7 separate regions of the Mus musculus genome follow, and regions 1, 2, 4, 5, 6 and 7 are each linked to region 3. Evidence: chromatin loops called from intact Hi-C (ENCODE). Cell type or tissue: left cerebral cortex. All regions are shown on one strand. Links, peaks and the distances in the headings refer to the core of each region. The heading gives the core; the rest is flanking DNA.

Evidence for each region. Peaks named below come from ENCODE experiments on the same cell type or tissue, not always from the same donor. Only the 100,000 strongest peaks of a DNase experiment are listed, where the experiment ranks them.
Region 1: a loop joins it to region 3, with 4 times the contacts of the local background. A loop is called at or near these places in 4 of 42 quality-filtered maps.
Region 2: a loop joins it to region 3, with 6 times the contacts of the local background. A loop is called at or near these places in 5 of 42 quality-filtered maps.
Region 4: it touches region 3 in a loop (3.0-fold over the local background); 18 of 42 quality-filtered maps call a loop at or near these places.
Region 5: a loop joins it to region 3, with 3 times the contacts of the local background. A loop is called at or near these places in 12 of 42 quality-filtered maps.
Region 6: it touches region 3 in a loop (2.6-fold over the local background); 4 of 42 quality-filtered maps call a loop at or near these places.
Region 7: a loop joins it to region 3, with 6 times the contacts of the local background. A loop is called at or near these places in 5 of 42 quality-filtered maps.

What each region holds. Positions count from the first base shown.
Region 1 is chr10:111,379,689-111,384,016 of GRCm38, forward strand. No RefSeq gene overlaps it. Among named protein-coding and RNA genes, the nearest start is that of Gm30145, 3.6 kb to the left of the region's middle. In left cerebral cortex, for the core only: no CTCF peak of the experiment used is centred there; DNase peaks (open chromatin) are centred at 2,150, 2,659 and 3,020; H3K4me3 peaks cover 318 bases; H3K27ac peaks cover 2,367 bases.
Region 2 is chr10:111,417,160-111,421,487 of GRCm38, forward strand. No RefSeq gene overlaps it. Among named protein-coding and RNA genes, the nearest start is that of Gm30145, 41 kb to the left of the region's middle. In left cerebral cortex, for the core only: no CTCF peak of the experiment used is centred there; DNase peaks (open chromatin) are centred at 1,319, 2,603 and 3,101; H3K4me3 peaks cover 912 bases; H3K27ac peaks cover 2,085 bases.
Region 3 is chr10:111,470,639-111,474,966 of GRCm38, forward strand. Nap1l1 (nucleosome assembly protein 1-like 1) reads left to right here and starts at 2,589. Exons shown (of 16, transcript NM_015781.5): 1 at 2,589-2,713. In left cerebral cortex, for the core only: a CTCF peak has its summit at 2,382; DNase peaks (open chromatin) are centred at 2,505, 3,130 and 3,520; H3K4me3 peaks cover 2,319 bases; H3K27ac peaks cover 2,146 bases.
Region 4 is chr10:111,316,430-111,320,757 of GRCm38, forward strand. No RefSeq gene overlaps it. Among named protein-coding and RNA genes, the nearest start is that of Gm30095, 4.2 kb to the left of the region's middle. In left cerebral cortex, for the core only: a CTCF peak has its summit at 1,795; DNase peaks (open chromatin) are centred at 900 and 1,745; H3K27ac peaks cover 2,245 bases.
Region 5 is chr10:111,224,532-111,228,859 of GRCm38, forward strand. Osbpl8 (oxysterol binding protein-like 8) reads left to right here. Exons shown (of 24, transcript NM_175489.3): 3 at 141-177. Among named protein-coding and RNA genes, the nearest start is that of Gm51266, 41 kb to the left of the region's middle. In left cerebral cortex, for the core only: CTCF peaks have their summits at 536 (motif pointing left) and 2,152 (motif pointing right); a DNase peak (open chromatin) is centred at 2,153.
Region 6 is chr10:111,162,856-111,167,183 of GRCm38, forward strand. Osbpl8 (oxysterol binding protein-like 8) reads left to right here and starts at 1,947. Exons shown (of 24, transcript NM_175489.3): 1 at 1,947-2,341. In left cerebral cortex, for the core only: a CTCF peak has its summit at 1,967; DNase peaks (open chromatin) are centred at 1,860, 2,337, 2,524, 2,810 and 1 more place; H3K4me3 peaks cover 3,128 bases; H3K27ac peaks cover 2,345 bases.
Region 7 is chr10:111,392,732-111,397,059 of GRCm38, forward strand. No RefSeq gene overlaps it. Among named protein-coding and RNA genes, the nearest start is that of Gm30145, 17 kb to the left of the region's middle. In left cerebral cortex, for the core only: no CTCF peak of the experiment used is centred there; a DNase peak (open chromatin) is centred at 1,956; H3K27ac peaks cover 1,762 bases.

The DNA of each region.
Region 1 (4,328 bases), core at 169-4,168, 91 kb before region 3:
ATGGGAGGAACCCTCAAGACCTAATCACCCCTTAAAGGCCTAGGCATTGGCCACTTGGATTTCAGAGGGGGACACACTCAAGCCACACAGAATTAACTTAAGTGCTAAATCTGTGTGAGCTCCGACTGTTCCACCCTGACCCGTGTCCCCCCCAACCCCCCCCCACCCCCACCACCCCCACCCCACCCCACCCCGTCCTCAGGCCTCTCTTCTCTCCCAGACACAGGGTTTTGAAATCAGGCCAGTTATCAACTCTACAGTGTGTTCTAGGTTTCAGGTAAGAGGAGTAATCACACGTTTCTTACTCTAAATGAACAGCTGGAAGTGATGACCCCCTAGTGAGAAAGATGAACGAAGAAAGTGAGAAGGACAGAAAGCCGGTGACAGGGTTTACTGTCAAGCTGTTTAAGGAACAGTTGCCGGAGGAGAGTGAAAGTGTTCCTTCAGAAACATGGAGGTGAAAGGTTGTGTCAAAAAGCTGCAGCCTGCTCTCCAGAAGATCCGGTCAGCAGGAATGGTCTTCCGTATCCGGAAAACAGCCTTCTATCACATTGTGGTGGTTGGATAGGAGAAGGCAAAGCCTGGCCTTCAAAACGCCAGGGCTGCCTCCTGCTCAGGGCTGACACCGCTGGTCACCGAAAGATGAAGCCAAGGCTACTCACTAGGTGCTCTGATGACAGTTCTGGGACCCTGAAGAATGTTGTTACACTTACCCTGCCTGTGCTTTCTGGAAAGAGTGGCCAGGTGTGGAGACAGCCTGTCGGACACAGCAGCATGGATTACTGGGTATTTCAGGCATATATAGAGATAGAGATATTTGAAAATCGGGGCGATAGGAGATTCTTTTTAAAATATATACTGCTCGTTGATAATTTTCCTGGTCAGAATGGAACTGCATGGAGAGACTGTATCTGTACCTGAAAATATAATAATATCCACCCTGCAACCCACAGATCAAGGAATGATTTCAATGTTTCAGCCCTATTATTAAAGAATTATATTCTGTAGAGTATAGCTGCCGTGGGGTCAGAAAGGACATCTTCACCAAGCCAAAAGAACACAACTATAGACTTTACAGTCACTGCCAGCAGGATGCACGAATGAGCAGAATCACCATCCTCTCGCATCCCAGGGGGTACCAACCTGCCACACCAAACGGATGGGCTAGACAGCTGTCACAAGGAACACGGACACATAGACAGCACACCAGCCTTCCAGTGCCACTAAGGAACAATCTATCCCTTCCATAGACACCCCAATCCTGGGAAGAGAGGGGAGGAGAAACCCAGCCGTCCTAGGAAGTCAGCTTTTCAATGAGAACGGTTAGCACACACAAAGTACATTAACCCAAATATTTTTGTAAAGATTTATTTATTTATTTTATGCATATGAGTACACTGTAGCTGGACAGATGGTTGTTGTGAGCCTTCATGTGGTTGCTGGGAATTGAACTCAGGACCTCTGCTCAATCAGGCCCTACTCGCTCTTATTATTATATATATTATTATATGTAAGAAGAGGGCATCAGATCTCATTACAGATGGTTGTGAGCCACCATGTGGTTGCTGGGATTTGAACTCAGGACCTTCGGAAGAACAATCAGTGCTCTTAACTGCTGAGCCATCTCTCCAGCCCTAACCCAAATATTTTAAGCACTGATTATAAAAGAACATCTTCCTTCTCTCCCCTCAATTTGGCTGCTGTGGGAGTTCATGAGGTACAAGTGCTTCATTGAGGAAGAGAGAGAAGGTTCCGTGCTTTGTAAGTTTTTTAAGCTCATATTCAATTGCTAAGCTATTTCCTCATAGGGTCCTCAAGAGGAAACAAGAAAGGGATGGATTTCCTATGGAGAAGAATTCCAGACCGCCTGCCTGAAAGGTGCAGAAGCAAATATAACTAAGTTTTTTAAACATCCCATGATTTCTCCTAAGCTCCTCTGTTCGCTTTGCTTTATTTAGAAAGAAAAAAGAAAAAAAGAATCCTCAGAAATGGGCTGGCAGGATGGTTCAGCCTACAGAGGCGCTTGCTGTCAATTAAATACCGAGCACCCATGGGAGAGGGCGAGAACTGATCCCACAAGTTGTCCTCTGACACCGCCTGCACACTGTGACATGTGGACACACACACACACGCACACACACGCATGTACTACGTGGGCACTCTAAATACACTCTTTGTTTTAAAGAACCCAGATCTGAAAGTTCAGACAGATTACTGCGCACGCGCTCTCTAGCTGGATGCCAGCTGCCGCTGTGAAGCAGGCCAGCACTGAGCGTGGAGCGGTCGGGGACCTATTCCGTCATCTTCCCTAGGTTCCCATCTGCCTCTGTCTCAGGCCATGGCCCTGCTGAGTACCAAAAATACAGCAATCCTCTTCTCTCTACATCAGTACAGTAGGAGCTTTTCAAGTACTTCCAGTAAAGAAGTGAGAAACACCTAAAAGAGAAAGAGCAAAACATCAAAAACCAAGGGCTTCTCTGAAGCGGAGATTCACGACCGCAGACTGGACGGGAATCCTTAGGCACCGACTACCTCTGGTGAAAAGATTTTAGGGCATTTGTCTGGAAGGTGGCTTTCCTCCTCCTCCTCCTGCCAGGGGACTCTTGTCCCAGATTTAGAAATAGTTCTTCTTCCAGGCGTGGTGGCACACATGTGTAGTCCGAGGCTCTCTGGGAGGCTGAAGTGAGGGAAGCCAGCCTGGGCTGCATAACAGAGAGGAGGAGGGGAGGGGGAAGGGGTGACTGGGGTGTCTTCCATTGAGTAGGGGTGTGTTCAGACAGGGAGTACTTTTGCCAACCTTCACCCTCCCACTGGAGCACAGAGATAATAGGTGGAGACATTTAATTGTCACAATGTAGGGAGGGTGGCATTAAAAGCAGCAAATAGGGAAAGGCCAGGCTTTGCTGCAACTGATGGGGTAAGCAGCCCCTTCCAGGGGAAATTCACTGCCAGAGGAAGGCACTGCCCCTCGCTGTCAGCTGCCTGGGGGGGTCCAAAGACTTCTATTCTGATACAGCCAGGATCTTGGCTTAAGCTGCAGGGAGAGTCCTTGTCAAGAAAAGCTGTGGCTTATTAAGGAAAAGACAGTGGGTGGATACAGGCTCTGAGATTATCAAGAGAGAGCCATGCTATATGTCTTGACAAGACTTGTTCCTGGTGTCATTCTTGCTGGTGTGTGTGTGTGTGTGTGTGTGTGTGTACACTTATCTTTAAAGCATTTTTCTTGGCTGGATATGTAGAATTGGTAGAGTGTTTGCCTAGCAGCATATATGAAGCCCTGGTTCATCCCCAGAGCCCATAAACTGGGCATGTTGGTTGAATTCCTGTAGTCCCAGTAGAAACAAGAGAAAAATCTCTTTCATCAAGTGAAATGTCCTCTGACATGTACACAAACAGTGTCATAGATATGTGCACAACCATGCACATACATCATAAACACACATGCTTCGTACACATACACACATTGTCTCTCTGTCTCTTACACACACACAGATCATAAATATTTAACCAAAAATATGCAACATGACCAGTTGGAGTTTAGGGGTCAGTGAATCACTCTGTGTGTGTGTGTGTGTGTGTGTGTGTGTGTGTGTGTGTGTGTGTATCATCACCATCATTATCACCTACTGTTCCAAATGAAACATCCAGGTTCAGGAATTTAAAAAATAAAAAAAAAAGCTTTCCCTATTTCCCTATACCCCGTCGCCCCAACACACCCAAAAAGGAAGAAAGAACAGGAGACTGTAGCACTTCTGTGTCTAAGGATTGATTGAATGATTGATTCATTGACTGATTGACATCTCAAGCTGGCCTGAAACCTGCTTGATAGACCAGGCTGGCCTCTAGTTCATGATTTCCTGCTTCAGCTTTTGAAACAGCTATGATTGGTCCAGGAGTTTACCATCCGCAGAGCACTAAGGTTGTTTTTGCTTTGCTTTGATATGCTTATCTTAGTTAGGGTTTTTATTACCGGGCCAAAATACCATGACCAAAAACCAAACAAGTTGAAGAGGAAAGGGCTTTTTCAGCTTACACATGCAGATCATAGTCTGTCATTGGAAGAAGTCAGGACTAGAACATGGGCAGGGCAGGAACCTGGAGGCCAGAGAGCTGATGCAGAGGCCATGAGGGATGCTGCTTACTGGATTGCTTCCCATGACTTGCTCAGGCCTGCTTTCTTCTAGAACCCAGGACTACCATCCGAGGGATGGTACAGCCCACAATAGACTGGACTCTGCCTCATTGGTCACTAATTGAGAAAATGCCTTTTAACTGGATCTCATGGAGGCATTTCCTCAATCGAGGCTCCTTCCTCTCTGATGACTCTA
Region 2 (4,328 bases), core at 260-4,259, 53 kb before region 3:
AGTGAGTTCCAGGACAGTCAGGGCTACACAGAAAAACCCTGTCTCGAAAAACCAAAAAAAAAAAAAAAGAAGAAGAAGAAGAACCGGTGGTTGCGTTTTCCTTGCTGGTCGAGTTGAACGCAACAGCTCCCCTTCTCTCCCCATCCCCTTCCCCCCTCTCTCCACATGGCCATGGCTGCCCTCTACTTCTCTACTCTCCCCCCTCTCTCTGCCTTTCTACAATAAACACCTCAAAACCATGGACTGCCTCTTTTCATCGGGATCCACCATGCTGGAGCAATGGAGCAGGTTTCCCTCTAAAGAGCCACGCATCTAACCTCCTGCCAGAAGGCCTCCCTACGCTCTCAGCCATGGCTGCCAACCAAGGCAGCCAAGTCAGCCAAACCAAGCTAGCCTCCTGAGCAAGCCAAGGACTTTCCTCCCCACGGTAACCTGCCAGAGCTCTCCTCCTGCCCTTTTCCCTCACTCCCCGGAGGATCCCACTCTGTGCTCAGCTCTTCTGCGAGTGACAACCTGTTGTCCCTGGCCTCCATGCCATCTCTGGGCTGGTAGTCCTGAGCGAGCAAACTATGGGGAGCAAGCCAGTAAGCAATACCCCTCCATGGCCTCTGTAACAGCTCCTGCCTCCGGGTTCCTGCCCTGCTTGAGTCCTGACTTGCTTTGATGATGAACAGCAATGTGGAAGTGTAAGCTGACTAAACCCTTTCCTCCCCAACTTGCTTCTAGGTCATGATGTTTCATTACAGCCATACAAACCCCAACCAACACAGTATTTCTTCTATGAACTAATCGTAACTTTTTTTTTTTTTTTTTGGTTTTTCGAGACAGGGTTTCTCTGTATAGCTCTGGCTGTCCTGGAACTCACTTTGTAGACCAGGCTGGCCTTGAACTCAGAAATCTGCCTGCCTCTGCCTCCCAAGTGCTGGGATTAAAGGCGTGCGCCACCACACCCGGCTAATCTTAACTTCTTAAAATCCATGCGTGTTTTATTTTGTTTTGATTAGAATTTAAAAACAAACCAAGACCAATGAGAAATACAGCATTTCTTAACAACAGAAAAACAGTGTCAGGAAGTGAGGTCCCTTCACCTAATGCAAGCCCTGGGAAGAGCTGTTATCTTAAAAACAAAGAGCTTTATATGTCTCCCCTCTGTTCCTGGTTGCTAAGCACTGCAACTTATTTATAGCGAGAAAGCCATTAAAAACAGTTTGGGGATGTTTTAGGGAAGGCAGCAATTAGTTTATTTCCTAGACAAAATTGAAAAATTCTTATAAGAGCTTTTAAAAATACCACTTTTCCATGGCATCATCTGCAGTAAGCTTTTTGGTGACTTCTACATGGGAAGATGGTCTGTGGGGTACTCAGAAATAATACAGTTCCCCTCTTTGACTCAGGGTGTGGGAAACAGGCATCTGTCTTCATCCTCTCAGAGAAGGATGCACAGGGCTAGGGAAGGAAAGTGACCTTCAACAAAGGAATCTTGCCAAGACACTGACTGTGACAGAGCTGCTAAGCTGCCTGGCACCCATCTTCCCTTTTGTCTTAGCAGCAGGAGTGTGCCCAGAGAGAGAACAACTTTCCCTAGTCAAAAGAGGTGCTCTGTGCCAGGGCCAGGAAGTGGGAGTGGTTGGCTTGGGGAGCAGGGCAGTGGGAGGGTATGGGGGGGCTTTGGGAATAGCATTTGAAACGTAAACGAAGGAAATATCTAATAAAAAAAAAGTATATCTCAAAAAAAAAGAGGTGCTCTGTGTCTTCTTGTTCTTGGAATACAGATGTAATGGTTGGCACCCCAGCAGCCATATGGTATGCTTGAGGTTTACTGTCAAACACAATGGAGCTTCTTCTGAAGGCTTTATAATGTCACAGGGCCAGCTCTGGATTTCCTGCAGTGGATACTCTTTCACATGAAGAAGGAATTGCATTGTTTAAGTTGTAGCACTCAGACCTTCTTGCACCACAGTTTATCCTTTCCTGAATCGCCACTCCTGGTAGTAGTCAGGACACCCTACTCCTTACTACAGGATATCAGACCACAGACACCTCATCATTGTAAAATCCACTGGATGTTGGTGTGTGTGTGGGGGGAGTTAAATAATCCAATTAATGGGGTATAGATTTTAGCTGTAAAATAAGCCAACATTAGGGCTGGAAAAGTACTTTCAAAATCCTTTATCTTTCTTTCCCACCATCCCCTCTGCAGATAAGATAACAAATGGCCCCAGTTTTCATCCAGCAAAGATCACGGAGTCACGAGTCACAGACGTGGAGTGTGTGAACACACATGAGTCTCAGCCCCAATCAGTCCCACCCCCACCCCAGGCGTTTTCTTCCTGAGCTGCTGCTAATGGAGACATAAAGAATCCCGAAAGAAACTAGAACATTGTATACACTTGAGCACCGAATCGTTGTGGCTGTCTCCTAACACAGTCTATCCTAACATGTCACATTGCCCAGCATAACAGTGGCATGCTCAGAGCTCATACCTCCTGTTCATTTCACACTTGGGCATCACTGACCAGGCCTTACCCAGTATCCAAAACCCTTCACGGTTCCGTTGCTGTTTTCGGGCCAGTTTTTGTTAGCTGGAGCGAGATTACCTACATACATCCTGAGCCGAGGAAGGAGCGATTATTTGTCCCTGTCAGATCTGAAGCTGCTCCAAGAAGGCATTTAATTAAGCAGTGGGAGGAATGCCCTAATTAGAAGGGGCTCCTGCGTGGGAGGCAGGGAATTGCAGGACCTGCTAAAGTTCTCGGTGCTGTTGTTTTACCACTGAACGGAAGGAAGCCAGGGGATCCTCCAGCGTCCCTCTGCCCTGTGGTCTTTTTTTGAGATTCAGAACGGTCCCTTGCTTTCCTGAAGCCCCTTGCCTCTGTGATTTGCACATGATTTGCAGGCAACCCAGATTCTTTGATTATCGTATAATTATTTCCAGCTATGCACCATATAAACGCTAACTGCTTTGAGAACCGTCTTCTTTTTTTTCCCCCCCTTTAAAAAAAAATGCCGAGACAATTTATTTTAGCGGAAGGATTTCCAACTTGTGAATCTTAAGCGGGGCTTTTCCTCGGTCCAAGGAGAGCTGTTAACCAATCAACAACGCAAGACGCTGCATTTGCTGGCTGCTTCTCTACAATCAGGGGACCCAAACTGAGCAGTCCCTCCACTGAGTGTCCCCCGCTTCTCTTCCACACCAAGGAAGTGGCTGCATTTCTCACTGTCTCCTCAAAAGCTAGCCCGTGTGGAGCCAGATCTCAAATCCACTGGAGCAATTTTGCAAGTGCAAAACGATAATTTTTCACCTTCCTGTTTTCTATTTTGCATAAAAAGGAAACAGTGTACCTTATCTTATGAATGGCAAAAGCTGCCTTACCTAAGTCCAGAGGCTGTATCCCAAAGAATACTGACCTAAGAAATTAAGACTGGAGTTCTGCCCTCAGCTCTACTCCTGTGCCACTCAGCAAGCCACCACCCATAAGAGGCCTGCAGTACTTCACCTTTAAAGTGATATGTTTGCATTGGACATACCTCACTAGATTATGTGCTTTGAAAAAAATCTAAACTTTGCAAAGAGCAAGTTACTAACACAGAACTTCAGTGCAGAATCCTGGGCACTGCACCTAACACCCTGGATCTTGGTTTTGTGTTGTTTTGTTTGTCTCTGGGGAATCACCTGGGCCCACTGCTTCCTGTATTAATTTAGTGCACGGATCAATGTAACTACATGTTGTATTTATAAAAAGATAACGAGAGAAGAAATATTGGTGGAGGTGTAGTCAGGTGGGGGGGGGGGGAAGGGGTGCCTCCAGGGCCCATGCTGAGGCATCCCTTCCCCCTGAGGGACCAGGCACATGATGGTACAGTATAGAATAGAGTTTATTCAGGGTATGGGGAGGGGAATTAAGGGTGTAGTAGCGTAGAGGCAGAGAAATGAGAGTGTGTGTGTGGTGTGTGTGTGAGACAGAGACAGAGACAGAGAGAGAAGAGGAGGCGGGCCATGAGCACATGGAGAGAGAGAGACAGGGAATGAGGAGAGGGGGGAAGGGGTGAGGACAGAGCAGGAGCAAGAAGGCAAGAGATCAAGCAGCCCCTTTTATAGTGAGTCAGGCACACCTGACTGTTGCCAGGAAACTGTAGGGCAGAGCTTAGGAAAAATACTAACCCTACAGTTCCTTCCAATTCTTTTCTTTTAATGTTTAGTGTCTACCTGCATGCATCCTGCAGGCGTGTCTGTGCACCACATTCATAAGGTATGCCTGGAGGCCAGAAAGGCCCATCAGAGGTTCAGAGCCTGAGGTTCCAGGTGATGGTGAGCTCCGTGTGTATGC
Region 3 (4,328 bases), core at 99-4,098:
TAAAAGGGTTGATGCTGGCGGGTGGGGGTGACTTAACTCACCTTTTGGAAGGAACGAAAAACAGAATGGTTTTTGACACTTTATCAAACCATTTATAGTATCAACACCATTTTCTTTTTTCTTTTCCTTTTTGTTTTTGGCCATAATACAACAATAAGGAATGCAATACTGATTGTATAACTAAGTAAAGATCTTTTGTTTTGTTTTTGGTTTTCATTACTAAGAGCTGATTTTAAACCATGTGTGGCAGCTCATGCCTTTAATCCTAGCACTGGGGAGGCACAGGCCTACTGATCTCTGCTCTACATAGGGAGTTAAGTTCTAGGACAGCTAGAGTCCCATAGCGAGGTCCTGTCTCCGCAAGCAAATGACAAATAGAGAGTGACGCTTAGAACAGAGGTGGTTTGATACCCAAAAAAGAGTGAGTTATGAGTAAGTTTGGATTCAATTGACAAAATACTCGGTCCCAACTTGCTTTCCTTTTTTAAATGGCGGTGAAAGCATGCCTAATTGAGAGAACGTTAGGAAGGAAGGATTTGCCGTGGCTCAGAGTTGGAGGGTGCAATCTGTCTTTCCCATCGGGGACAACATGGTGACACTCACCACATTGCATCTAATCAAGAGCTAAAAGGCAGTTCATGTTGGTGTTCCGCTTGCGTTCTCTTTCCTATTCAGTTCAAGACAGCCCATGCATGGATGTCACCAACCCAAAAGAGGAACTTCCCACTTCAACGAGCACAAGTTAGAGACGCCCTCACAGACACACCCAGGTTTTTCTCCTAGGTGCTGCTGTATTGATATTGGCTGCCACACAACTCATTTCATGATGGAGGCCTGGGCTTGACATTTTTTTTTCCGAAACGTGAATTCCATGACTTGGCAAAAGGAGGTGATCATTTGAACAGTTCTGGATTCGATCCTAGATTTCCCATGTGACCTTGAACAACTTGACTAATGCTAATTACAGACATTTTAAAGTTTCAGGGAAACTAATAGATGTCCCAGGATCTTTCCTTTAAAAACAAACAAACCAATAAGCAAGCCCCCAAAAAACCTTTGACAAGTCCAAAAGCTTTGCTTAGCTTTAAGATAGGGTCTCACTACGTAGCCAGGCTGCAGTAGAGTTGAAAATCCTCCTGTCTTTATCTCCAGAGTTCTGGCTTAACTGGTGTGTGACACCACACTCCACTTTCCCCCAGAGACCTTTGTGTGCATTCCAGATACTGATAGTTATCTTGTTGGAAATTAACAGTGATTTTTTTTTTTTTTCTGCTACAGGGCCTTAAATATTCCGCGCTGACCTGGAACTCTCTATGACCCTAAATTCCTTATCCCTGTGCCTCTATCTCTGCAGGGGTGCAACTCCAGAAATGAAGCCATGTGTGGGCTATGTGATGCTGTGGTTTGAACCTGGGGCCTTCATGCATCTTAGGCAGGCACTCTTACCAAATGAGCTACATCCAAAGGACTCAAAGAGTAGTTATTCTTTCACTAAAATACTAGCACATAGCCTTTTGTATGCACATACTACTTTTTGCCAAGTTCTTCCATGCCTGATTTCACAACAGATAACCAGATTCTCCTGTCTGTCTGTTTGTATTTCCAATGTTGCCCTATCTCACGACTTGTAGTGTCTGGAAGACTCCAGTGAAGGCTTGTGGGAGGATGGGAATGTAAAATGTAGACAGTGCCTTAGTATTATAGACAGATTAACCTCCCACCATAAAGACCACACTTGGAGCACAGCTGTTTGATTTGACGATCTCAAATTGTGGCACATAGCCACTCTCTGAAAGATTTAAAATCTGATACCTGCAGGGCCTCACTGTGGCCCTACCTAAAAAACAAAACCCCAAAGCACCAAACATAGTTAACAGAACAGGTGATTTGTAGTCAACTGAAAAATAGCTGCAAGATTTCATGAGCTTAAGGGTTGATTTACTTTTTCAGGAAGATGAAAAATTGGTATGCTGATTATTTTCATTATAAAGCAGTAATACGCAAAAATACGCTCTTTACTTCCATCAAATGAACTAAAGCAGAGATGAAGGGTTGTGTATCAGGTAAACGTGATGTGGAACACCCTAAAAGGCGTAGAGGCGCCCCGAGTTAGAAGCAAAACCAGCCGAAGACGCTGCCGCGGTGGTCACAAGAAAAGAGTTGTTAGTTCTCAGCTAGAGTGGGAAAATGGTTTCAGAGGAGAAGGGGGTGGGGAGAGGGGAGAGGCGTGCTGGGATTAGGTCTGGATGCGGATGGGAATCCTAGCCAGGATACTGCAAGCCTGCCACTAGGCTGTGTCCCTAACCCAGGCGGGCAAGGAGAACCAGGAGCGGGACCTATGGGTCGTCGCTGTGGGATTGGGATTTCCATCGCAGCGTAGAAGGGAGAAGAGATGGCGAGCACAAGACCGCCACAGGCGGGAAGCCTAAGGTGCCGGGGAAGAAGGACGGCTCTGTAACCAGGCAACAAGGCCCAGGCCCGCCTCCCGCTCCCGTTGCTACGCAACGCCGAGGCCAGGGGGAGGGCGTCGGAGCAGCCCTACGTGCTGACGCTAATTGTATATGAGCGCGAGCGGCGGGCTCTCGGGTCTTTTTTAGCGCCATCTGCTCGCGGCGCCGCCTCCTGCTCCTCCCGCCGCCGCCGCTGCCGCCGCCCTGAGTCACTGCCTGCGCAGCTCCCGCCGCCCGGCTCCGCGTCCGAGCCTCCTGGAACGGTAACGGCTGGGGGCCGGGAGGGCCGGGTGGCGGGGGCCTGCGAGGTGTCGGGCTGAGGCCGCGGGGTGAGCGCTCCGGAGCGGCCATGCGGCCTGAGGGACCCCGGGGAGCGCCGGCGGCTGCGGGGCGCGCGGGACGGCGAGGCCGCGGGAGAGCGGAGGAGGAGGAGGAGGCCACGCCGCGGGGCGCCCTGGGTCGCCCGGCCGCCTCTGCCTCGGTGGAGCCCACCGCGAGGGCAACCCCGGCGAGGCGGGCCGCGGGGATGGGGGACATGGAAGGAACGGTGGCCGCGCGAGTTCCGCCCGCAGGGAGGGGCTGTGCAGGCCGCGCGGCCTCGGCGCGCAGGAGCCGGGGCACGTGGGGACCGCGCCGCGGGCGGCCGGAGACCCCTGCCGGGGCCCACCCGACACCTCCGTCGGAGTTGGAGGAGGAGGAGGGGTCGCCACGAGTACCAGTCCCGCCACGGTCTCACCGGCTCCCTGGGTCTTCCTGGAGGGAACTGTGCTAGCGGATGGGAGGATGGAGGGGCGAGCAGCCTCCACCGCCAGGGTTATAAGGGGTTAACACGTGCAAAGCGTTCAGCCTAGCTATTTTTTTTTTTTTTTTTTTTTAACAAAAGATCTTGTTTTGTGTCTCACAGGTACAGTTAGAACTTCGATGGGTAACGTGGCCGGGGTATATTTGTGTGGAGAGACTTAATCCTAGTCTCCTTAAACCTCCAGATGGTTCTGAGACGAAAACTAAGAAGGGCTGGCTTGTTGGGGGTGGGGAGTGGGGTTCGAGTTTAATAGACCAACAGCGTGGTTCTTCCCTTCAGGCAGCACCCCCTCCCTCCCCCCAGAATTCTCACTAGGGATGAAGTGGAAGGACCATGGGGTGGAACAAGGCATTAATAATATACTGACCAAGCTCAGTGCGCCACATTTCTGTAAAGATCTCAGGAGTGGCATCGGAGGGAGGGCGGAGACAGGTCCTGTCCAGAGGGCAGGGCTTCCCAGACTAAAAGGATGCACCAGGCATACAGGCTATCTTCCAGGGCTAACTACTTCAGACTGTCTCCTGTCTCTAAATTCCAAAATGAGAAACGTTTTAAAGACTTTCCCAACACCTCTAATTTCAGGAGAGCCAACATAAAGTTTACCACTTTTGAAAATAGACGCCATCAAAACACCTTCCCAAACTTAATATCCAAAGAATACTTTGGATTAGAGGAGTGCCTAAAATTTACATTTTTTTGTTTTTTGATTTTTTTGGGGGGGGCGGGATGGGGTGGGGGTGGTGGTTTCCAGACAGGGTTTTTCTGTGTAGCCCTGGCTGTCCTAGAACTCATTCTGTACACCAAACTGGCCTGGAACTCAGAAACCCACCTGCCTCTGCCTCCCAAGTGCTGGGATTAAAGGCGTGCACCTTTAATTTTAAAACTACCAGTAAATGGGAGGTTTCAGTGGTCTTGGAATTCTTATCTTCAGACTTGTTTATGGTTGAAGTGTCTATCCCAGATTTAAACTGTACAACTACTTTAAGTCTGGATTGGAGGGATTTAATCTAGCAGTAGTGGGGACTTAGACATCTGTCATCAAATCTTGACTTAATAGATGTTCTTCTGATGTCAGC
Region 4 (4,328 bases), core at 263-4,262, 150 kb before region 3:
CCTCCTCCTCCTCCTTCTTCTTCTTCTTCTTCTTCTTCTTCTTCTTCTTCTTCTTCTTCTTCTTCTTCTTCTTCTTCTTCTTCTTCTTCTTCTTCTTCTTCTTCTTTTTGGTTTTTCAAGACAGGGTTTCTCTGTGTAGCCCTGGCTGTCTTGGAGCTCACTTTGTAGACCAGGCTGACCTCGAACTCAGAAATCTGCCTGCCTCTGCCTCTCGAGTGCTGGGATTAAAGGCGTGCGCCACCACACCCGGCACAAGCCTCTTCTGATTTCACACAGCAGTGGGGATATAGTCCAGTGCTTAATAGGTCTCTAACTACCTCCTTAGTTTTATCTTCCCCACTACATTAAACTTCAGAGCAAATGATCAAATCCTTAAAAGATACATAATAGAAACTCTAAACTACTTATGGACCCACTGTGTCAGCAAGGATCTTGTAGACCAGCTTCTCGGTGGACCCAATCTAGACTTTAAGAGTCCATGGGGGTTATTTTAATAATAGAACCCACACAGTATTTTCCTTAATTGAATACCCTTAAATATATAGCATATTATAAATGTATACTATATATAGCATATTGTCTTATATTAAATGTATGCAAACTGCCTTAAACTCTATCAGTGCAAGTTAGGAACATCTGTGGTTATAGATGATGAATTTTATTTCTTAACAGACGATTGGTTAAAATTCTAATTTTCAGAAGATAGAAGGCATGAAGGAAAAAGTAGAGCTTTCCTGGGTGATAACATCTGTTATGATCCAGGAATTGCAAATCACCTGGCAGAGTGGCCGTGAACATGACAATAAGGGACACATGCTGGCTCATTTTTATATCAAGTTGACACAAGCTAAAATCATCTGAGAGGAGGAAACCCCAATTAAGGAAATGCCTCCATAAGATTGGGCTGTAGGCAAGCCTGTAGGGAATTTCTTTAATTAGTGATTGATATGGGAGGGCCCAGCCCATTGTGGGTAGCAACATCCCTGAGCTGGTGTCCCTGGGTTCTATAAGAAAGCAGACTGAGCAAGCCATGGGGAGCAATCCATTAAGCAGCACCCCTCCATGCCTTCTGCATCAGCTCCTCCTTCCAAGTTCCTGCCCTGTGTGAGTTCCGGTCCTGAATTCCTTCAACAATGAACAGTGCTGTGGAAATGTAAGCCAGATCAGTTCCTTCCTCCCCAGTTTGCTTCTGGTCCTAGTGTTTCATTAGTTCAGGAAGGACTGGTGAAGACGAGGAGGAAAGGGAACCTGTGATCAAGTTCCCGGAACGCCTGGGACATGTAAGAGGCTAAGGGTGAGAGGGTTTTAAGATGAAGTAAGCCTGGCTTTCATGGCAAGACTGGACTGCCAGAATTAAACAGAGAGGAACCTCCCCGCATCTGTACACTTAGAAATTAGGAAATTAATGCACCCATTCTGGAAAAAAAAATAGCGTGGGTGGTTCCCACAAAACTAAAAGTAAATCAGCAGTGGGTCCAGCACTCCTGTTCTGGGTATGTGACTAAAGGAAATGAAATAACACCTAAGTGTATCCACGTTTGGTGCTATTCACGGCATCTGCGTGCAGTTGACAGGTAAGTCGACCGAGAAATTGTTCTGTGTATACACAACTGAATACCATTCAGTCATTAACGAGAAAACAGTTTTGCTATTTTTGACAACTAAGTTCAAAGTGGAAGGCATTTTGCTAAGAGAGATACTGCACCACCTTGGGGCCTGTTAAGTAAGCCGTTATGTAACAGGTAACCATGGAAACTGCAGCTGTGTCCTGGTAGCTCTGTCTCCTGATGCTAAGAATTCCCCTTGTGGTTAAACACTGTTGAATCTGCCTGTAGGATTTTCCTGCTATGTGTGAATCCCAGACCTCAGAGGTTTTCTCAGCTATCACCTTCGCACTAGCAAAGGGTCTGTACCCCCAAGAGTGCCTGGAGCTGTTCTAATGTCATCTCCACTGTGATTTTTGACCCACCCACCCCACCCCACCCCTGTACCTACCTTTCCGTGTCTTGAAAAAGATCACGGGAGGAAGAATTCTAAAAGGGAGATTGGCTCCATCATGATCTGGGGCAGCAGGAGGAGGAAAGGCCACCTTACTTCCACAAATATGCCATGTATTTCATAAATATTAATAAACTTTAATAAGAAACCATTCAGAACCCAAAGAGACTCTACTCCACCTGCCCCCTTTCAGGTCAGCCCACTCCTACTTGTCTCTGGAATGTCCTGTCACGTTGGTTAAATTAATTTCAGCTTTACTTGTGCCTCTTGGCTGATTTGTTTCTCTGGCGAAGAAAAGGGTTGAGGAGAAACCCCCACCCGGTAATGCCTTCCAGTTAGTTACCTGCAGAATCTAAGAAAGCAAAAATAAAATTTAAGAACTACCTAGAAATGGAGGAGAGCAAGCTTGGGGAAATGGTGCGACAGGAGCCAGCGAGCACGATGCAAATGTAGCAGGGTGGAGATGTAGACATCTAGTGTACAGCATGAGGGTGCCTTTCTCTGAGCCCCAGTCTTGTCTCAGTTATCTCAGGACAGCCCTTACTGGTGTCCCCACGCCTTGCAGTGTGTGCAGACTGCCAAGGTCACTCACTGCCTTAAAGATGGCGGCCCTGAGGAGGATCCTTTGGTTTTCTTCCTCCACTGTTTCAACCTCTCTTGTTTCTCTTCCCTCTTATCTCCCAATTGCAGCTCCGCCAGATCCCCTGCTTCACCCATCACTTCAGATAACAAAACAATTTTATTTATAGTTATTGGGAAATCCAGACAGATTTAAGATCAAACTTTCAGTCCCTTAATTAAAAATGTCTTCTCTTCTCTGCTCAGAACCTATGTTTGGGAAGTGGGGGGCAGCCCGTTCTCCCCCCTTCTCTGTTTCTGCCTCCCAGGATTCCACTGATTCCTGCACATTTGGAGCAAAGGGTAGAGGGGCAGGGGTGGTAGGACTTGAAGAGAATGTTATTCGGCCAGTGCTGTTTCGACATCTCTCTTGGGTGTGGAACATCTTCTCTCATGGAAAAAGACCAAGAACTGGCCCAATTTTTCTCATGAGGAATGTTTGTGGACTATCTGGAGGACATGTTCCTGTCCCCTTGCAGACCCCATTCACTGTGTTCTATGACATATGTCATGCACAGGTAGAGTAATTCCACTTTCTACTTATTGAGACCATGGCTTTGCTCAGTCAACCAAAAAACTTAAATTTTCACTTTCAGGAAATCTTTGCAATTTATCTCTCAAGTCTATCTCCAGATCAGTCATTCTCTGGCCAGAATTAATTCTCCTGATTCACAAGCAATGCATGCTGAGAACTCCAACTGTGGAGACCTCTGAGCTCTGTGTGTAGGGATTCTTCACACACACACACACACACACACACCAGGTTAATCTTGATTGGATCGAGAATGCCTAGAAAGTTATCAAAGCACATTCTGAATGTTTCTGTAAGGAAGTTTCTAGAAGGAATTGGGTCATGAGGACTCTGACATGATGAATGGTTTGACTCATTGATGGATTTAATTAAAAAAAAAAAAAAAACTTAAGAGGTATAAAACTGTGAAAAGTGGGGCCTGACTGGAGGAAGCCACAAGATCCACATCCTTGGAGAATATTTTGTCATGGTGTTGGTGGTATAGCAAAACGTCACCCAGAAATGCCACCAGCAACCTGCCCTTGACTGCACTACAGAAGAGAATTTCAGAACAAGCTAGTATGAAGTAGAGCTGGGTTTCTTAAAAGGAAGTTTTTAGCATAGATTTAAGTGCAGGGTCAGTAACAAGAGATGCTCTCAAAGAAAAAGTGGGCTTCTCGAAGGACAACTGTCTGTAAGTAGCTCACTGATCGGCCTAGGTATGGTCTTGGCTGTCCAGTTATATCTCAGTGGGTTGCTAGAAACCGTTTCCCCCTTGTTTCCTCTTGAGAGTAGAAAGTGGCTAGTAAGGATCCTCAGGACGATAAACTGAGAAGATGACACTCTTGGGTCACATGTTATACAAGGCAGGTAAGACACGACCTTTACTGTAAACAGGGGTTCTGGTGAGATTTCTAGGAAAACTGTAGGTTTACAGGTGAGAAAGTAGAAAGACCACCATACTTAGGCATTAAACATGATTCACTGTTGTGTTAATGTTCTTATTCCAACATCTGGGTATAAAAAGAATATTATCTCTATATATGCAACCATTATAGCAAATATCTACATGCTAGAATAAATAACATGATGTCCCCCTAACCTTCTCTCTCTGTCTATCCTGCCTTACTGGCTGTTTTCTGTCCCTGCACCAGTACTTCCTGTCCCTGCACCAGTACTTCCTGGTACTGCACCACTGCCC
Region 5 (4,328 bases), core at 242-4,241, 250 kb before region 3:
ACTGTGCACGTGCCTCCTACTCACAGACTAACGCTGTTCTTCTTGTCCTTTTGTCTTGCTGCTGCTTCCGTCCGTCCGGTGTTTGCTTCTCCCTGGTTTGGATTGTGTGTGTTTGCTGCTCAATTCCTCTGCCTTAAAAGCTTCTTGGTGATAGCAAAGATGTCCTTGGGCCATCAAGTAAGTAGCTAACGTTGGAATGTCATGTTTTAAGGACGCAATAATATTGTTGGTGTTACTTACAAATGAAAAATAGTGTTTCAGTTTTGCTTGTGAGATGCTCAGTGACCAGTGTTCACCTGCTGCTATGATCTGTGTGAGCCACAGAGTCTGTACCTAATCACAGTCATCCAGAGCAGTGGCTTGCACCCTGCAGGGCCAGACCACCCCTTCACGCTCCGGAAAGCAAGAGCTTTACATAAGATTCAGGACAGTAGCAAGATTACACTCATGAAGTAGCAATGAAAATAATTTTATGGGGGCTGGAGAGATGGCTCAGAGGTTAAGAGCCCTAACTGCTCTTCCAGAGGGCCTGAGTTCAGTTCCCAGCAACCACATGGTGGCTCACAACCATCTGATGCCCTCTTCTGGTGTATCTGAAGACAGGAACGATGTACTCATATAAATAAATAAATAAATAAATAAATAAATAAATAAATAAACAAACAAACAAACAAATAAATAAATCTTTTTTAAAAAAATAGGTTTAAAAAGAAAAAATAATTTTATGGCCAGTGTCACCACAACACGAGAAACTGTATTTTGGAAGCATTAGGAAAGTTGAGAAACCACTAAGTTAGAAGCTAATTCAATATTTAGTAAGACCTCCTTCTTAAAAAAAGGGACCTATTTACTGCCTTTTGAAACTGAGAAAGTGTTTTCATTTATAGAATTTTAATAGAGTAATTGGATTGTCATTTTTGTTTGTATTTTGGAGCTTTTTATGAAAGCATGTTTTATTTTAGAGATCTAGAAACCCTTTAAGATAAATTATATTCAATTTACTGTAACAGATTTTGCTGGTTTTGTTGTTGTTTTCTGGATAGGGATGGACATTGTGGTGGCTTTTGAATAAGCACAGCAAATAAAACATGCCACCTCAGATGGTTTTAGTCCATTTAGACAGTGACGGGAGCAGCTGACATTAGAAATCATAGCAGCACTGAACTGAACAGTGCTTCCGAGATCAGTTCATTAAACCCTGATCCTCCAGGGTAAGCCTGAAGCTCGGCTCTGCAGAAGCACGGTCCACTGAGGACTGCTAGTACTATGCTAAGCACTGAGAGCAAAGCCTAACAGAGTAATTACAATTTTATTCCATCATAAATTGAACAGAGGTTTTGATTTTTATTGAATGACAGACACATTTGAAACTAATTTCAAAGTTTGTATTTATATTTAGTAGTCACCTCACTGTTGCAAGCCATCTCTGTGCTCTGGGCCTCATTTGGGGGGGATTCAAAGAAAGGGAATGAGCAAGATAATGGCAAAAGTTCTTCATAATGAGGTTTCAGGTGCTGTTCTAAAGAGAGGGCAAATGGTGACATGAATGTGGTTACATGGTCACGTAACAAAGCCATAATTTCTATAATTAATATATATGTATATCTGTGTATATATATCTTTGGTCTGTGTTAGTTTTTTCTCTCAAATAAATTAGAAAGAATATTTAATTTTTTATAGAAAGCTAATTTAAAGTAATACACTATTTCTTTTAACTCACAGCAGTTCGTTCTTACAATATGATACATATTACACGCAATATTACCAGGTAGTGGAAAACAAAAGTAGAAGAACATAAATCTCTTTGTACACATTTTTTATTATTCCAAGAATATTTTTAAATCTTAAAACGCCTTACAGATATCACTAAATCTTACTAGTACCTTAATTTTATATAAGAAAGGCTCAAATCTTCAGGGCAGTCAGGCGGACTTGCAGATTACCTAGGTATCTTATGTTAGCTTCCATGCAGCAGAAGAGAAATGCCAGAAGTTGCAAACGCCTTTAAAGTTTGACGAGTTGCTGAGGGTGTAGGGAGGGTGATCGGTTACCTGGCACAGTAACTGTTAGCAACTGTTATGTTATGCCAGTGTGCTTGCTGTTCAGTGGGAGAAGCTGCCCAGCAGCTGCATGCACTATAAGTGGAGCCAGCAGGGGGCACTGTAGTGTCACCATTGGCAGGTGAGTCACTTGTTAAGAAGCTGTGCTGCCACAATGATTCCTTTGCCAAATAGCTTTTCACTTATTTAGCAAATAGTTATCAGTTGTGCCAGTGTAAACACACAACAACAAAGTCATTGTACTTTTTAAGCTCTGTTCAGATATTGCACTGTTATAGACTTCCTGTAGGGCACTACTAATTTGTGTTATGAAGAGAAATGTTTATGAACTAGTTGAGACAAAACACACAGGAAGATGGGCTCTCTGTCTTACTGTAAAGCAGTCTGAAAAAGAGGTTGCTTGAGAGCTGGGCATGGAGACACAGGCCTGTAATGCCAGACCGGCAGGAGCACATGAGGTCTCTCCACTTTGGGCTCTTCTTTGGAGAAGCACGTAAACACTGGGACGGAAAGGTGGGCAGAACTGTTTTCCTGTGTATGTAGTGGAGTTACTTAAACACATGCCTGTGTGTACTAACGAAATGCACAAACATGCTGTAATCGCTTCCTTTTCTCTAGCTTGTGGCTCTCCCTAGACATGATGACTATGTTGTGGGTTTTTTAATCTTTTATTTTTTGATTTTTTTTTTTGCTTGAGAAGGGGTAAGGATTTGTTTTTAAATTTTAAATTTTTAAAATTACATATGTATCTCAGGGTGTGTGTGTATGTGTGTGTGTGTTAGCGTCCATGTGGTCACAGTATGCATTTGGAGGTCAGAGGACGATTTGTGTATATCAGTTTTCTTGTCCCACTATGTGGGTCCTGAATGTGGCTCATCACACTGGGTGGCAGGTGCCTTTACTGTTGAGCTTGGCTTGCTTTTTATTTCTTACACATTTTTTTTTCTGATACTAAAATTTAAATCCAGAACCCCCCTCTCACACATGCTAAGCACATGCCCTGTCAACACTGGTTTTTAAGCACTGTACCGGAGTGTATGTAATATGTTGGGAACTGGCTTTTCATAGTTGATGTTCTGTTTCTGTGACTCACGCATGCTGTTTGACCCAGAAGCAGACGGCATATGCTATTGTAGCTTATGCTTGTGTCACAATTTATTAACCCACTTTATTATTTTATTTTTATGAGACAGAGTCACTGTGTAGGACCAGCTTGGCTAGAACCTACTGTGAGGAGTAGGCTGCTCCTGAACTAACAGAGATCTCCTTGCCTCTGCCCTTGGAGTACTGGGATTAATGATGTACACCATCCTTGGATAACACATTTAGTTTGTTTCGTTTTAGAATTATTATTGTTGCTGTGTTTATGAGTGTGCATGCTCTGTACCTAGTGCCAGCAGAAGTCAGATGAGGGTGCTGGACCCCCTGGAGCTGAAGTTGTAGATGGTTGTAGTTGCCATGTGGGCATGGGAATCTAAAGCCGGGGCCTCTGAAGAGAGCTAGTGCTTGTAACTACTGAGCCATCTCTCTAGTACTTCTTACCTCCTCTGTTTTATTTTTTAATTGGTGAGTATTTAAGCTCTTTGAATTTTGTTTTTGTTTTACTTTGTTTGGTTTCTGCAAAGCATTGTCTTAGTTAGGGTTTTACTGCTGTAAATAGACACCATGACCAAGGCAACTCTTACAAGAACAACATCTAATTGGGCTGGCTTACAGGTTCAGGGAACATGGCAGCATCTAGGCAGACATGGTGCAAGAAGGGCTGAGAGTTCTACATCTTCATCTGAAGGCTGCTAGCAGAATACTGGCTTCCAGGCAGCTAGGATGAGTATCTTAAAGCCCATGCCCATAGTGACGGACCTCCTCCAACAGGGCCACATCTTCTAATAGAGCTACTCCATAGGCTGAGCATATACAAACCATCACATTTCACCCCTGGCCCTTATAGGCTTGTCCAAACATATGAATCTATGATGACCATACCTAACCATAGCATAATGCAAAAATACATTTAGTCCAACTTCCAAAGTCCCCATGGTCTATAGCAGTCTCAACAATGTTAAAAGTCCAAAGTTCAGTCTCTCTGAGATTCAGTCATTTAACTGTAATGTCCAAAGCAAGACAGGAAACCAGCTAAAAACTCCAAACTCTGCGTCTCCATGTCTGATGTCAAAGCAGTCTTCAGATATCCAGCTCCTGTTTCATCTTTGTTAACTGCAACAAACTTCTTTCTCCTGGGCTGGTACCACTCCCTGTTAGCAGCTTTTC
Region 6 (4,328 bases), core at 260-4,259, 310 kb before region 3:
TTAAATACAGGGTCTCTCTAGGAGTCTATGTAGTCCTGAACTTGCTATGTAGAAAGAACAGTCTGGTCTTAAACTCTACAGAGATGGGCTGTTATGGCCAGCTACTCACAAGGTAACTTTTAAAAAAGATTTATTTTATGTGTACGGGTGTTTTGCTTGCATGTGCATGCCCTGTGCCTGAGGGGGTCAGAAGAGGTGGGATTTCCTGGACCCACCAGCCAGCACATGGGTGCTGGGAATAGAAACCAGGACCTGCAAGAACAGGTACTCTTGACTGCCTCATCTCTCCAGCCTCCCACGAACTGATTATTGCTTGGTTTAGATATTATGCATTCTTATCTTTTAGATTATATCTCATTAAAACCCAATTCATTAAAAAATGACATTGGCTTTTGTTAGTCTGAAAAAAACAGCATTGCTTCAGATAAGTGACATTTCAATCTGCTGATAAACTGGAACGTTACCGCCATCACATAACAATGTTTCCTGCCTTGCACTGCCTCAGCACTCAGAAAGGAGAGAGCCAGGCAGCTCTCTGTGAGTTTGAGACCAGCATAGCCTACAGAAGGAGTTCCAGGACATCTAGGGTTACACAGAGAAACCCTGTCTCTTTGAAAAACAAAACAAAACAAAACAATCAAGCAAGAAAAACAAACAAAACAAGAAAACAATAAACTTCCCTTATGTTTATGTAAAATACAAATATAATTTCTTAGGTTTCTTAACAGAAGAATGTGGCAGAATCTTTCCCTCATTGGAACAGTCCTTCATGACAAAATCTAATTGTTTTTCAAATGTTAACATAGCTGCATCAAGATGTGTTTTAAAGATCAGCGGCCTGGCATTATTTAACTGAGCAGTAAATTGCTCTTTCTTTGGGCAACAAAATGGCCACGTCTGCAAATTTTTTAGAGCTGCTATGAAATACATCAGTAACAGGCAGAATCCTATGGCCTACTTAAGTATCCAAACGATCAGAATGTCATCTGATTTCCTGTCAAGAAATGTAATGGAAATTGTGTAAAGTTAAAAAAAAAATTCTTGGTTCCAGAGTAGAAGGATAAAGGAATAAGGAATTGAATTTTTATCGTAGAGAATGGCCTTGTTAGAGGCAGCTCATTCCTCCTTCTGCACTGTTAGGTCGCTTTTCTCTTCTTCTGTATTGTAACTGGCTTTCTTCCAGTGATGAGTTCTGCCCCTTTCCTCTCCACAGGATGGGGAGGGATTTCTGGGGTCATGGTTAAAAAAACAAAAAACAAAAAAAGCCAAGAGTTGAGGTACAAAACAACAACAACAACAACAAAATCCGAAGAGTTAAATTAGGCTTTCTGTTCAAATTGAGAGGTACTATCAACTTGCCACGTCGCTAAAACCGTCACCAACCTCACTGTAAAACTTCATGACTGTAAAAGCTGGCACCCAGGATTCTGAACATGACTAGGAACAATAACAAGAAAGCCTGCTAGGCTATTTTCATCCCAGCGTGACTGAAGTCTACATCTCAAACCTCCTGTGAGGCCAACAGCTAATGAGACACCACAGTGAACGTGTCATTGGAACTTAGGCAGCAGGGACTCCTGGCTGCTTCTCAAGCCCCAATTTCTCCTGGCAGCCTCCTCTGTGGGCCCGGCCAGAGGTCGGGAGGCGGGTCCTGCCCAGCGAGCACTTCAGAGACCTGCGGGTAGCCGGCCCTCCACCCCAGGGCTTCCTGAGAGGGAACCTCGAGGGCGGGGAGGGGAGCGGAGGGGAGGTGACATGACAGCTCGCCATCACCACGAGCTGCCAGCAGCTGCCTCTGCGCGCCCGCCCAGCAGAAGCTACCCGGGGACCGCCTCCTTGCGGCGTCACGTGACGGGAAGGGGGCGTGGCCCAGGCCCGGGCTGGGGGCGGGGCTGCGAGAGGGGCGGGCCTTGGGATGTGAAGGCTGGTGGCGGCTCGCGGCGCCCAGAAAGGCGGTGTCAGGGCGGATGACAGCATTCTGCTGCGACGCGCTCCCAGCTGGGCGGCGGTGGTAGCGGCAGCGGCAGCGGCAGCGGCAGCCGGGGCGGCAGCGGCGTTCGACTCGGCCACCGCCGAGAGCGGTAGCGGTAGAGAAGGAAGAGGTTCCGCCCTGGCCCGCGGGCGGAGGAGCCCGAGTTCGCTCGCCGCTCCGGGCCGAGCCCCCGCCGCGGCTCGCCTGTGCTCTCCGTCCGGGCTGGCTCTCAGTTCCCGCGGGCGACCGCAGCCGAGAGAAGTTGAGGAGGGGGGGTCCCACCGGACACTAAGGCCCCGGACTCCGGCGTCCCTGTGATCCCACGGAAGCCTGCTCCCTGCGGGCCGCCTCCTCTGGGGCTCCGCATCGGTGAGTGGCGCTCAGCCCGGTGTTGGGGAGCAGCGGAGTCGTGCCTTTTGGGGTGACTGTAGTCCCTCAGTCCTACGTTCTGAGCTCGGGCTGTGGGCACTCGTGGGTACCCCGCGCCGCGAGTTCCCCTCCTGCCTCTCCTTTGTCCCTTCTGAGAGGGAGATTGGCAGGGCTGGCGGGGGTGGCGTGTTTTTTGGGGCCCGCGGTAGGTGCGTCTGCAGCGGTACAAAGCCCAGTGGGGACCTGGGATGGGGGCGGGGGCGGCTCGGCGGCGTTCCGGGTCCCGAGTGTGTCTGCCCCTCCCGAAGTTTGACAGGGCGACGCCGGGGCTCGCCGGAAGCCCCCCGCGCAGGGGGTGAAAACCTGGCGCTTTGTCGCCCCGGGCGGTTAAGGCAAGGCTTGGGGTTTTCCTGTGACAGCCCCTGAAGAGGTTGTGCCGCTCGCAGGCGGACCGCACCCGCCTTTGCAGAGACTGTCGCGGTGTTCCTTAAACCTCAGCTCCGTTGGCCTTCTTGCCACACTGGAGAAAAGGCGGTGTCTTCGTTGCACTTTTTTTTTTTTTTTTTTTACGTTTTGTTTGCGGCTAAGCTGTGGAGAGTGTAATCAGGTTCCAGGGAGTTTCATATGGAGCATGCTTTTGCTTCATTGAGCAACCCACTCAAGACCGGCTGATGCGAAGCAACAGTAGATGCAGATTTTCCATTCACTAAAGTCATTTAACACTTCTTTGTGAGCGACATCTGCGTCGTGAAACATAACCTAATTTCATTTTAACTAAATGCCGTCTGAAATAAGTTAACTTGGGTTCGTCTCTAAACAGATGGGAACACTTATCTGACGATAGCATATCTGCTTTCAATAACTTAATGAAGTTTGTGCCTTTTTGCTGCTGGAAGACTTAAGTAACAGTAGTATTAGAATACCTTGGGTTAGCAGGGAATTCTTCAAAGTAATTTCACTGTAAACAACCTCAAATTAGTGCAGCCCCAAATTAGTGCAATTAAAGGTCTTTCAAGATAACCATTTAAAATAGTTTTTGCCTCTTGAAGAATTCCAGAGAACAATTGAGGTATAGGTAAATTGCTTGTTACGCTCTCTCTTCCCCTGGGGTTTCATCTAAATTTGATCATGCCGAGAGACTGGGATCAGTTGCTGTGCTTGCTAGAACCTGTTTTGCAGTGAGATTATTAAAATGCTGGTTTTATAAAAACAGGTTTTATAAAAGGAAGGGAAAGGCCATGCAATTTAAAATGCACTCTATTAAAAGACCAACTAATTTCTAACATGTTGCTCTTTCTTTTGGGTAGCAAGTATGTACTCTGTCTTTTGGTAGCAAGAATGACTGCAGTGTGCTTGTTCAAAGTGTTAGCAAAGGGGATAGATGAAATTTAAGACCTTCCTAAAGCTCTTTAATTATGGAGATTACGTTGTTGCGGTCAAATTCCATGTGAACAGTTTGAGCCCCAGAGATCACAGAGGTGCCTAGAAATGCTGTTTAATTAAACCTGGACATGGTTTGCTCCTTGCATTGAGTTGTGCTCATTACTGAATGTGTGGTCTGTGCAAATGGTCTGTCTGTTCATTTAGAATTGTCATTTTTATGTGTTGCTTTTCTTTTCTGAGATAGGGTTTTGCTGTGTTGCCTAGCTGGCCATGGTATTCATTATGTAGCTCCGGCATGGCAAAATCCTCCTGCCTCAGCCTCCCGACTTCCACATGTATTCCACTGTGCCTAGCTTTTGTTACATTTTTGGAGCTAAGAAATGTTTCTTAACACATTCATAAGATTTAGATATTTGGTAAAATGGTTTTTGCTTCTGAATTCACTTTGGAATTGAGAGTTAAAAATATGCTTTGGAGATACCCATGCAATCCTTTGAAAAGATGTTTTCTTTCATCTTACTTTGGAAATAGTGGTACAATTATGACTTACATAATGTGCCATTACACAAAGATGTTTGTTTTTAAAGGACAAATTGCAAGTTTT
Region 7 (4,328 bases), core at 213-4,212, 78 kb before region 3:
TCTGGATCAGCTCCTGCCTCCAGGTTCCAACCCTTGACCTGACTTCCTTTAGTGATAACTACAAAGTAGCAGCATAAGCCAGACAAACCCTTTTCTCCCCAGATTGCTTGGGTTGTGGTGTTTCATCACAGCAATAATAACCCTTAGACCATCTCCATTTGCTGGAAAGCATATGGATACAGTATAAGGATAAGATGGAGATTGTAGTAAGTGCTTATGCTAGTCTAGCAAGGTGGTGGTGGTCAGTTATTTTCTATGGTCTATGACCTCACTGGTCCCCAGGAAGCTGGGTTTCCAGTACCAGGAATGACTTCTCCCCTGTTGAGTGGGCCTTAAGTTCAATTAGTCAGACTTGTTTCCTTCCTTCACTTGGCAGTTTGCATAGTATTTTTGGAACTGTAGAAGCTAGACTACAGGAAAGAGACTTTCAGATCAGATTCAGCTAGAACCATCTAAGTTCTGTGTCCAAGAGTCCAGTGTCTTCAACAATAGGGGCCCACCTTCAACCCCTGAGAGGCAATCAAGAGCTAAAGTAACAGTTTATTATTAATAATAAATTATTAAAATACATATTGTTATTATTATTATTGGAGTCACTTGAACTACCTTGGCCAACCATTCAAATGGAGGTGACTGGTCTTTGAGTTTTTATTAGTCTGTGACTCTTGTGGGGACTATACTCCCCACAAGAAGTGGCTTAATTTCCATATATATATAAATTTAGATGATGTATATATGCACTATATATAATGTATTTATATATTACATATAATTTTAGGTAAACATAAATAATGTGATTCCTTGAATCTTTCTCAAACAACCTTGGTGTGATGTGTCCCTTGTCCCTTCTCCTTTTGGATTGATTGATGTCTTTTGCTTCTCTCCCAGTTGGAGCTCCCTCCCTGTTATTCCATTTCCCACTTTACATAATCTGTTTCTGTCTGAATTAGGGTTTTACTGCTGCGAGCAGACACCATGACCAAAGCAACTCTTACAAGGATAATATTTAATTGGGACTGGCTTACAGGTTCAAAGGCTCAGTCCATTGGGAGCCATGCTGGTGCCCAGGCAGGCATGGTGCAGGAGGATCTGAGAGTTCAACCTCTTCATCTGAAGGCCTCTAAGAGAAGACTGGCTTCCAGGCAGCTAGGAGGAGAGCCTTAAAGCCCATACCCACAATGACACACTTCCTCCAACAAGGCCACACCTCCTAATAGTCCCTGAACTAAGCATATCTAATCCACCACAGTAGCCTACAATTCCTCTTCCCAACCTTTGGTCCATTGTGTTTCCTGATTTCTGTGGTTACTCTATGTTCTTATCCAGCCACTTGCTCCCTATGGGTAACTTGATTTCTGGCTTATCAAGTGCTGATACTTATCATACAGTACATGATAGATTGTCGTGAAGACTTTTGTCTATGGAGACACTTGGTAGACACTGGCAAGAACATTTGAGAGGAGCAGGGAGCCATAAGTACTCGTTAACTAAGAGCTGAGTCAGACTTGAGAATGGGTTTTCTGCCAGGCTGGCTAAACCCAGCTCTGGTGAGTAGGATGGGTGAACTGATAACGAGGGTCATCGACAGCAGTCCCGAAGAGGCAGGGTTCAGGTGAGGAAGAAAGATACAAGGACCCGGAGTCTGTGCCAAACGGCAGTTGACGTCAGAGAGTTTCGTCATGACGTAGAGTCTCAGACAAGTGACTAGAGATCACAAGGAGGATCCTGGTCCTACCTCGGAGAGCTGGGCACTGCTCAGAGCAAGACAAAACTCGGGTTAGGTAAGCCAATCTAAAGTCCGGAATTATACTAGGACTCCATCCCATTGCTATTCTTGGGACCTGAAGTCAGAGCTGGAGTGGGAGGTGATGGCTCGTCTCAGAGTCATCTGGGTTCTGTAAATTCCTCCTCGCCTAGGTTCTAGAGCTTGTGCGGAGGTGGCGGTGGGGTGGGTGGGAGTGTTGGATACCTTCAAGAGCTTATGGACAGGGTATTTCTCAGGCTTGGTTACTGTGCCTCTGAGTGTGTTCCTTGCTAATCTTCATCGACAGCCATCCTACCCACCGGAAGAGATTTTTCTGTCACCTGCAAGCTCGATCGTCACATATTCTAAAATCATGACTTTCTCCCAAATCTTCTCTATGCCTTTTCTCATATTTATAGATACCAAAGCCGGCACAGAACCAAGGGTAGTGATGATCATTCTTCAGCTTGGCAGCAAGTACAAAGAAACAAGCACGCAACGCCATCAAGTATCTCCGAGGCAACAGGGGTACCTATCAGTTGCTGTGTTCAGTGGGTTACCGAGGTTGACAAGAAAGCCCGGTGACACAAAAGGGGGAACAGAAGGGATAGCTATAGGGACAGAGAGCAAAGGACTTGTGTCTGTACCAATCAAAGGACTTGTGTCTGCACTGATCCAACTTCCGTGGAGACATTTTTGAAGGTAATCTCAGATAATCGTGTGTCACCGTGACTTGCAATTTGCCGGGTTCTTGAGTGTGGTCTTTTGTGATGAATAGTGAGAAAGAGAAGTCAGTTACTCTGTGTGAGATATAAGTACATAATAACTACTAATGTTTTCCAGCCCCCTCTGCTAAAGGCTGCGTACCATACCACTGCTTATAACATATCCATTTCCACAAGGGCCATTCAAGCTAGGCACTTTCATTACCTCTCTTTGCATGAAAGAACACCAAGGCTTGGTGAGGAAAAGAAGATCCAGGTGGAAACCGCTGGAGAGAAAGAGTCTGGCCAAGAACAGCCATGCCTAGTACAGAATCCGAGTCTTCTCAGGTAGCTTAAGATCTGAGGATAGGGATATTGTCATTTGAGACCCATACCTGTTTGTCCCATCCTCTAACAAAAGCATTCAGGGTCACAAGAGTAAAGCATTCTAAACTACCAGGATAGCTGAACCTTTACACTGCTGGTACCAGTTCTGTACCCGCGATCGCATCCAAGAGAGCTGCGGTCACTGTCCTGATGCTTGCCGAGCAAGGCATGAGCTATTTCGTTGATGTTCTGCATGTTAAGCATCCTTCGAAGACCTGTGTGCATGCTGATATTCACTTGGTTGTTTATTTGTTTCAATCATTTATTTATTTAAAAATGGGTTTCACTGTGACAGCACTGAAGGGGACAGAAGGACCCATGGAGCATTGTACACCACGGATGTTGCCTGGATGCTAGTGCTGAGGATAGAACATGGGGGCTGTCCCAGCTGCACATCTTCAGAGACGAACACTACCTCAAACAAGACCAAGGCATGCTCAAGAGAGTCCTCACAACAGTGACATCTTCGAAAGTCGCAACGGCTGTTTCCCGTATGAATGCTACCACTGACTGCTTTGGGGTAAAAGGCGAAGTAGGAAGGATTGATGGTTGGTGAAACTGAGCAGTAACTGTAGCCGAGGAACACAACTGTTCCTGCAGCTACATACGCTCAACCCACAGCCCGGCTTTCCACCCTACCACCTTCCACTACCCTTTCCATAGCAGCTGCAACCAATTCCACTTTCTCTTTCTGCAAACCTAAAGAACAAAATTACCACCAGCGGTAGTGGTGTATGCCTTTAATTCCGGCTTTTGGGTGAGAGAGTCAGGTGGATCTCTGTGAGTTCAAGGCTAGCCTGATCCTCATAGAGAGTTCTAGACCAGACAAAATCTACATACTGAACTCCGTCTCAAAGCAACAGCAACGCCTAAATGGAGCCTGAGAGCCAAGTGGTGAGCTTGTTATTGTCTCTAAATGTTGCTTTCTCTACATTAGAAATAAAATTGCACACAAGGAATTGTATTTCAGATTCCAAAGAAATGAATGGAAAAAATACACCATGAGTGTGAAACAGCTTTTTGTCTGTGTTCATAAATCCACTGTATCACAGAGAAAACAAAGAACCAAAAAAGAGGTGCTAAGGAAGGCCCCAACATAAAATATCTGTGGCTGGTTCGGAAGGTACAGGCTGGCCTGTTGGTGTGAGTGGTTGGAACATGCTTTTAGGTAGCATCTTTAATTAATAATACATTTCCCCTCAAAGCTAAGAGACTTTAGCTGAGAAGATTACACTGAGCTAAAAGCCTTCATCGAGCCTCACAACGTTTTTCTTAGTGCTGTTGGCAATAACAGGGATACAATTCATTCATTACCTTTCCCGTGAACGCAGGGAACTATCCCAATAGTGCACCTTCAAAGTGTTTCTGTCCAGCTTTCCTGAAAAGTAACAGCTTTTCCAGTAGGCATCGATTCTCCGGGGACCACCTATCAGATAGCCTTCATATCAGATATTTCCATTCCAATTCATAACAGTAACAAAATTGCAAAGATG